Regions from separate parts of the Homo sapiens genome. Here region 1 is linked to region 2. A link is a contact called in ENCODE Hi-C data. All regions are on one chromosome and are shown on one strand. The core of a region is the stretch at or near the end of the contact, and the rest is flanking DNA. Distances in the headings are between cores, read along the strand shown.

Evidence for each region. A loop is a pair of places that touch in the nucleus more often than their neighbours do. Pooled maps may share reads with other maps.
Region 1: a loop to region 2 is called in a map of B cell, with 18 times the contacts of the local background. The contact joins the enhancer-like site here to the promoter of EPS8 in region 2. A Hi-C loop is called at or near these places in 5 of 168 maps with a recorded cell type or tissue (B cell, CD4-positive, alpha-beta T cell, GM12878 and 2 more), 2 of 37 single-sample maps with no recorded cell type and 17 of 50 pooled maps.

What each region holds. Positions count from the first base shown.
Region 1 is chr12:14,389,063-14,392,373 of GRCh38, forward strand. The region is part of intron 1 of ATF7IP (activating transcription factor 7 interacting protein); the gene reads left to right. Among named protein-coding and RNA genes, the nearest start is that of ATF7IP, 25 kb to the left of the region's middle. Within about 2 kb of position 1,954, at least 2 of the 41 ENCODE cell types and tissues checked have a DNase peak (open chromatin) inside an H3K27ac peak, as active enhancers do.
Region 2 is chr12:15,787,817-15,790,798 of GRCh38, forward strand. EPS8 (EGFR pathway substrate 8, signaling adaptor) reads right to left here and starts at 1,572. Exons shown (of 21, transcript NM_004447.6): 1 at 1,345-1,572. RefSeq lists silencers at 640-719, 1,050-1,169, 1,430-1,779.

The DNA of each region.
Region 1 (3,311 bases), core at 704-3,203, 1.4 Mb before region 2:
TGCAAAAATCTTGCATACTAATTTTCTCAGTAATATCCAAATGCATTTCAGTTTATTTGCCTCTCGAGTGTCATATACCTTTTCAAGTGTGATTGGATCAGTGTGTATTTAAAAACTATGGGAAATTTCTTATATAACTCATGCTCAGAAGCAAGAAGTGCTAAGTAACATCATATCCACTTAGTAATGTTATATATTCGTTTTTGTAGTACTGGGTCCTACTCTGTTAGCATAAATTAGCCATCCTTTGTTGTGTATGGATATGGCAGATGTATTTATTAAGTAAAGCCAATATAGAATGTTGACATTACAGAATTTAGAGGAGTAGGAGAAGTGTTTTGGGTATAGTCTGGCTGAGTTCTTCAAATACACTGTGAGAAAATAACTTATCTAAAAACATGACTTGAATTCACGGCCTAGAGTTTCCTGTGTTTCAGTACAAATAAGAATCATAAAAACAGTAAATTCTCTTTGAAAAAAATTCATTTTCAGAGCTATAAACTGGCAGCCAGCAAACTTACTTTTATTCTTTAGTCACCAGCCCATTTCTCTAATTGTTTGTTTTTTGTTTTTTTTGTTTTTGAGACGGAGTTTCGCTCTTGTTGCCTAGGCTGGAGTGCAATGGCGCGATCTCGGCTCACCGCAACCTCTGCCTCCCAGGTTCAAGCAATTCTCCTGCCTCAGCCTCCCGAGTAGCTGGGTTTACAGGCATGCACCACCACGCCCGGCTAATTTTGTATTTTTAGTAGAGACTGGGTTTCTCCATGTTGAGGCTGGTCTTGAACTCCTGACCTTAGGTGATCCGCCCGCCTCGGCCTCCCAAAGTGCTGGGATTACAGGCGTGAGCCACCGCCCCCAGCCCCATTTCTCTAATTGTTAACATTTAAAGTTGTCAGATTTTACCTAAAAATCTAGATGTCTTGCCTCTTGAAAAGCAAACAACATTTTTGCTTGAGGATAGCAATCTACAATTGAGTATAGATGCTGTCTCCTTCAGATAGGGCCTTCTCTTGCCCACCTCTGGTCCTCTTCACTGAATCACGTTACCTGCGTGGCCTTGGAAGACAGTTCCTTTTAAAGACCTATCCTACGTATTTGATAGTTTATTGGCAGCCTTAAATATCTAAAATATAACTTCTAACCCAAAAGAAAGTAAACATAAGTAAAATTTAGCCTACTTTACTTGGTAGGAGAGACTTAGAATATATAAAGTCAGTTTACTCTTTAGAAGATATGGCACCTTTTGTAACCTTTCACTTTGTCCTAATTTTATATAGAGTGCCATGGGAGCCAAATGAAGGAGATCCAATGGCATAACAACAAGTAACGATTGAAAGTGAAGAGATTAAAGAAATACTAATTAGAAACATCTAAGTACCTTGAGATCTTTTATGTGATAATCAGTTCTGTTTTCTTTAAATGTTACCGCTGTGTTAAAGGACATCACTATCAACTTGATGTTCTTAATGGTGATACTGAATAAGAAAAAGTTAAAGTGTATTCAAGCTATGCAGTTTACTGAACAGATAAATGAAATAACATTTTATAAAAGATTTTTGCTCAAATTAGTTGAGCTAAGAAGTTTATCACTGAAAATAATGAGTAAATTTCCTAATAGAATGTTTTCTTAACCGTACACTAGATTAGATAATGGCCGTTAGGCCATTACAAACTTTATTTTTGTTGAAAACTTACATCTATTTACATTTATTAATTTAACATTTACAGTGTCTATGTGAAGACTACCTTGATGATGCATGAAACATGATAATTTATAATCTTGATCTGACTTAAATTTGAATTCCACATTTCCCAGAGTGAAAGCCAGCTTGTTAACATTCAAATAATACCACGACATTGGTAACTCTAAGGAAGTGCTAAAAGAATGTTATGCCTTTTTGGAAAATGGTTTTCTAGTTAGAGTTCAACTTTAGAGAAAATTGAAAAAGTGATTAACTTGCACAGGAAACAGTGACTCCCCTGCTTTACTGCTCTTCACACTTTGAAAAGAGAAAGTGATTTGAGAGAAAGCCTAATGTCTATTCAAATAAGTGATTGTTTTTTAATTGCTCAGGTTAGAACTCTCACAAAGAGTTCTCTGTTGGTGATATGTAACAGTCTGTTATTAGTCATTAATATGTGAATATGGAAATTGTGAAAACAGCACAAATTGATTTAGCAAATCTTCATCAGTTTAGTGAAAGAGGGACCTTAACACTGGAGAGAGGTCTGAGGAGTTGCTTCTGCATCTGCCTGAGGGAATCTTGTCTTTCCTTCTGAAGTAAGGCAGATACAGCTAGCCAACTGCCAGTAGAACTATCTGACTCGTGTATCCCTTTGTTGGATATAGAAATACCTGTACCATGGCATACATAGTGGAAAACATTAGTATAGAAGTTAGGAAAAGATTACTTCTGCTCTCGTACTGTTATTAAGTAATTGTGTAGTTTTGGATAAATATTTAACCTCTTTGTGTTATCCCTGATCATTAAATGAGATGGGTCGTTGGAAGAACACCAACTTTGAGTCAAACAGAGTCAGGGTGAATCCATGTTCTTCCTCTCATTAGTTATAGGTTATATGAAAAATGGATATATAGTGCTCAAAGTACAGTACCTATTTATGATTATGTGTTCAGTAAGTCTTAGGTATTTTGTTTGTTTGTTTGTTTGTTTTGAGACAGAGTTTTGCTCTTGTTGCCCAAGCTGGAGTGCAATGGTGCTATCTCAGCTCACTTCAACCTCCGCCTCCCAGGTTCAAGCGGTCTTCCTGCCTCAGCCTCCTGAGTAGCTGGGATTATAGGCGTGCGCCACCATGCCTGGCTAATTTTGTATTTTTAGTAGACACGGGGTTTCACCATGTTGGCCAGGTTGGTCTCGAACTCCTGACCTCAAGTGATCTGCCTGCCTCGGCCTCCAAAAGTGCTGGGATTACAGGTGTGAGCCACCATGCCTGGCCAAGTCTTAGGTATTTTTATGGAATGAGGCAAGTTACTTATTTTCAGAACCTCAGTTTTTCTTGTTTTTAAAATGGGAATAATGTTTATCATAAAGAACTAATATTGGGGTTTAAATGAGGATAACAAATATAAAGTCAAGTGAAGTGTAGCACAAATTAAATATTGGTTGCATTTGTTTCACAAGACTCCCTTTAGCACAGATCTTTTTTTTTTCTTTTTTTTCTTTTAAAAATCATCATTTCAGGAAGAATGGAGTTGGGAGAAATCTGGTCTACTGGGTAGTTTAGAAAAGGATCTTTAGGGAGAGGGCGTATTTAGGGGCCTGGCTGATTTACAGTAAAAATGTCACAGA
Region 2 (2,982 bases), core at 322-2,821:
AAGTAAAAGTGTGAATTCGTGACCAAAAATTTTCCACACCAGCAACTTAAGAACTACAGCAATATGTTTAGAAAACTGCGATCCCAAACAAAAAATCTATACTAGGTGAGACAGGATGACATTGACTTTAATTCCAATAGACTCACTACCACATGACGTCCATTACTAGTGCTCACTTTCCAGAACCCAAGGAGCTGTGGAAGAATGGAGTCCTTTCAATGAAAATAAACTAGAGGCAATACACAACACAGTTACTTTGAGGGGCTTTTTCAATATAAAGAAGATTGCCCGGAATCCTAACTCTCCTATTTCCCAAAAATGACAAAGCCAAAAAGTCACACTCTTCACACATCTGAAATCAAGTTTTACCTGAACTCATCCTAACATATTAGCTCTTTTACCTATTCCCCTTACTATCTAAGGCAAGAAACCTTGAAAAGAGAAGCAGTAACACATTTCACTGAAACATATTTTGTAAAGGAGGATTCTAATTCCTAATCCTTCACCGCTCTAGATGTCTGCGGATTTCAAATCCTAACCACGGCGTCCTGCCCCCCGCGAGATTCCAACAGTACTACGGGCCCTATGGGAGGAGGAGGATTTGAGAAACACTGCCGGAGAACGGTCGGTGCAAAGATTTTGCAAACAGGTAGTCCTAGGAAGGAAAGTAAGAGTGAGAACATCGGAGAGGGCAGGGAGTACATGGGTGGGGAAACCCCTTTCAAATGCATGAACTGACCACAACCGGAGAAAGGCCGTCTGTCTTCCCAAAAGTAAAATGGTGAGTAAAGTGGAGCAAGCTAAGAAAGTCAACAGCCATTAGGCATTGACAACGATTCCGAAACAATTAGCTATGTTAATTCGAGGGGGTAAACGGGGGTGGGACCCTGCCCTAAAGGGTCATTTTGAAAAGAACCCCTCCCCATTTGAGGCGGGTTGGCAGAGCAGCGCACAAATCCCAAGTCTAACGTAATAAGCCGAGATCGGGATACTCGGTCTGCAGTCGCCCCACGGACCAGATGAGCGCAGGTGTATCTGCGGAAGCTCAGGTTACCATGAATATCACTGGGCCACGGCGAACCCTCCCTGCCCAGCCTCCCGGAGCCCTGGGCGCGGGTCTGCACGGGCCCCACAGCTTGCCCGGACCCGGCGAGCGGACGCCTCCGGCCGCAGCGCCCTACCGCACCTGGCTGCCAACACCAGTTGAAAGCAGTCAAAGTGAAGGGAGGCGGACGCGGCTCCTGGCACCGCTCCGATTCCAGCACACAAAGGCGGATTTTTAAAATCGAGAAAGTCAAAGCCGCCGGACCCCGGGACCGGCGCCTTTCGCCAAGGGGCTCTTACCTCGGATCCGCCCTCGGGGCCACGGCTTTCCCCGGAGACGCCGCGAGCCCAGACGAGGTGGGAGGGGACCGGGAGAAAGCCCCCCAATCTGATTCGCGCCCAGCCAGTCGTCCGCGAGCCGCGGAGCCGCCTTCTGCACCCAGCTAAAGAGCAGCGATCTCCGAGGCGAGCACAGCGCCGGCCTCGCGCCGGGCGAGACCGCCTCGCTAGCTGCTGCCTGTGAAGTCTGGAGCCGCCCGCCCGCTCGCAGCCAGTGCCAACCGCGCGCCGCGCATGCCCAGTGCCCGCGCGAGGAACGAGCGAGCGGGCGGGCGGGCGAGTGCGCGCCCCGCAGCCAGGAGCGAAATCCGCTATCCGGGTCTTGCCGGCAGCCGAGCCGCAGAGTTCTGGTCGACTCCAGCGCTTGAGGCGAAGTGGCCGGTGAGGCCGGGTGGGCGGGAGAGGGACCGGAGGAAAGGAGACGGGGCGCTGCGCCAAGTTATCAAGGCCGCGATCAAAGTCGGACCAAGGCAGCGAGTCGACAGCAGGTTTCCAGAAGTGCCCTAACAGGACTGACTAGCAGCCAGGAGGCGCAGGAAGGGGCAAAGAGCGTGTGGAGAGCTTCGCCCCCGGCGAGGATGGACGCCCCGGGCGGAGGGAGCGCTCGGGTTGCAACACCCAGTCTGGCTGCACAGCTCGTAACCCCTGCCCTTTGGCGGCAAACAAGACGCATCTAATGACCAGCCAGCCTTCGTCTTCCTCCTCTGATCATCGGACCTATTTTCCCCCTTTTGTCGCTCTCCTCTTTTTTTGTCTCTCCAACCCATGCGGTAAACTGGTGGTGCCCAAGGCCCTCCATCGGGTCCCTGAGAGTCTCCCAACTGCCGGTCCTTAGCGCCAGCCTGCAAGCCCAGACCCGCCTCGCCAGGCTGCCTGTGAGCCTATTTTTCATGTAGCTCTTGCCAAAAGCCCTGATGTGGTTTGAAGTAGTGGAGGCTTCTTTCACTTTGTGCCTCTCGTACCTTAACCAACCCTCATAACCTCCTCTCTGAGTAGCTCATGGAGCCTCTAAAAGAGAAGTCCATGTTCTCATAGACATTGTGTTTTCTCACTCTTAAAACTCCTCATTGTCATAGCTACTCCCCCAATCCCCCCATGCTGTCCTAACTTCGAAGTCAGTTGACTTCCAGAAGTCCACGAAAGCCTATAAATTAAACTTGGTTAAAAGAGATTGGACTTGCTTGCTTTGTGAAGCAAATAAAAGCACAGTCAGGGAGAAACGACGTAACATGCCAAGGTGGACATTCAAACCATTCTAAAAGTTGGAATCGATATAACGGCTAAGTCCAGTCCCCTATTTTAAGTGGGAATACTCTCTCCAATATTTCCACCAGACCACTATCCACTTGAACATTTCCAATGTTGTAAATTTCTATTTTTATCATTACATATAACCATGATTATTTGTTGAATATTTACCTATGCCAGGAACTGAGCAACTTACACACATTATTCCTAGTCCTTAAAATGAGATGGGCCTTATTATACCTATTAAACACATTAGGAAAATGAAACCCAGAAGTTTCCTTCTTTTTGCCAAAGCCAATGCTGACGCCAGAATTAACAACCAGGTCTGCTTAACACTATAGCCTGTATCAT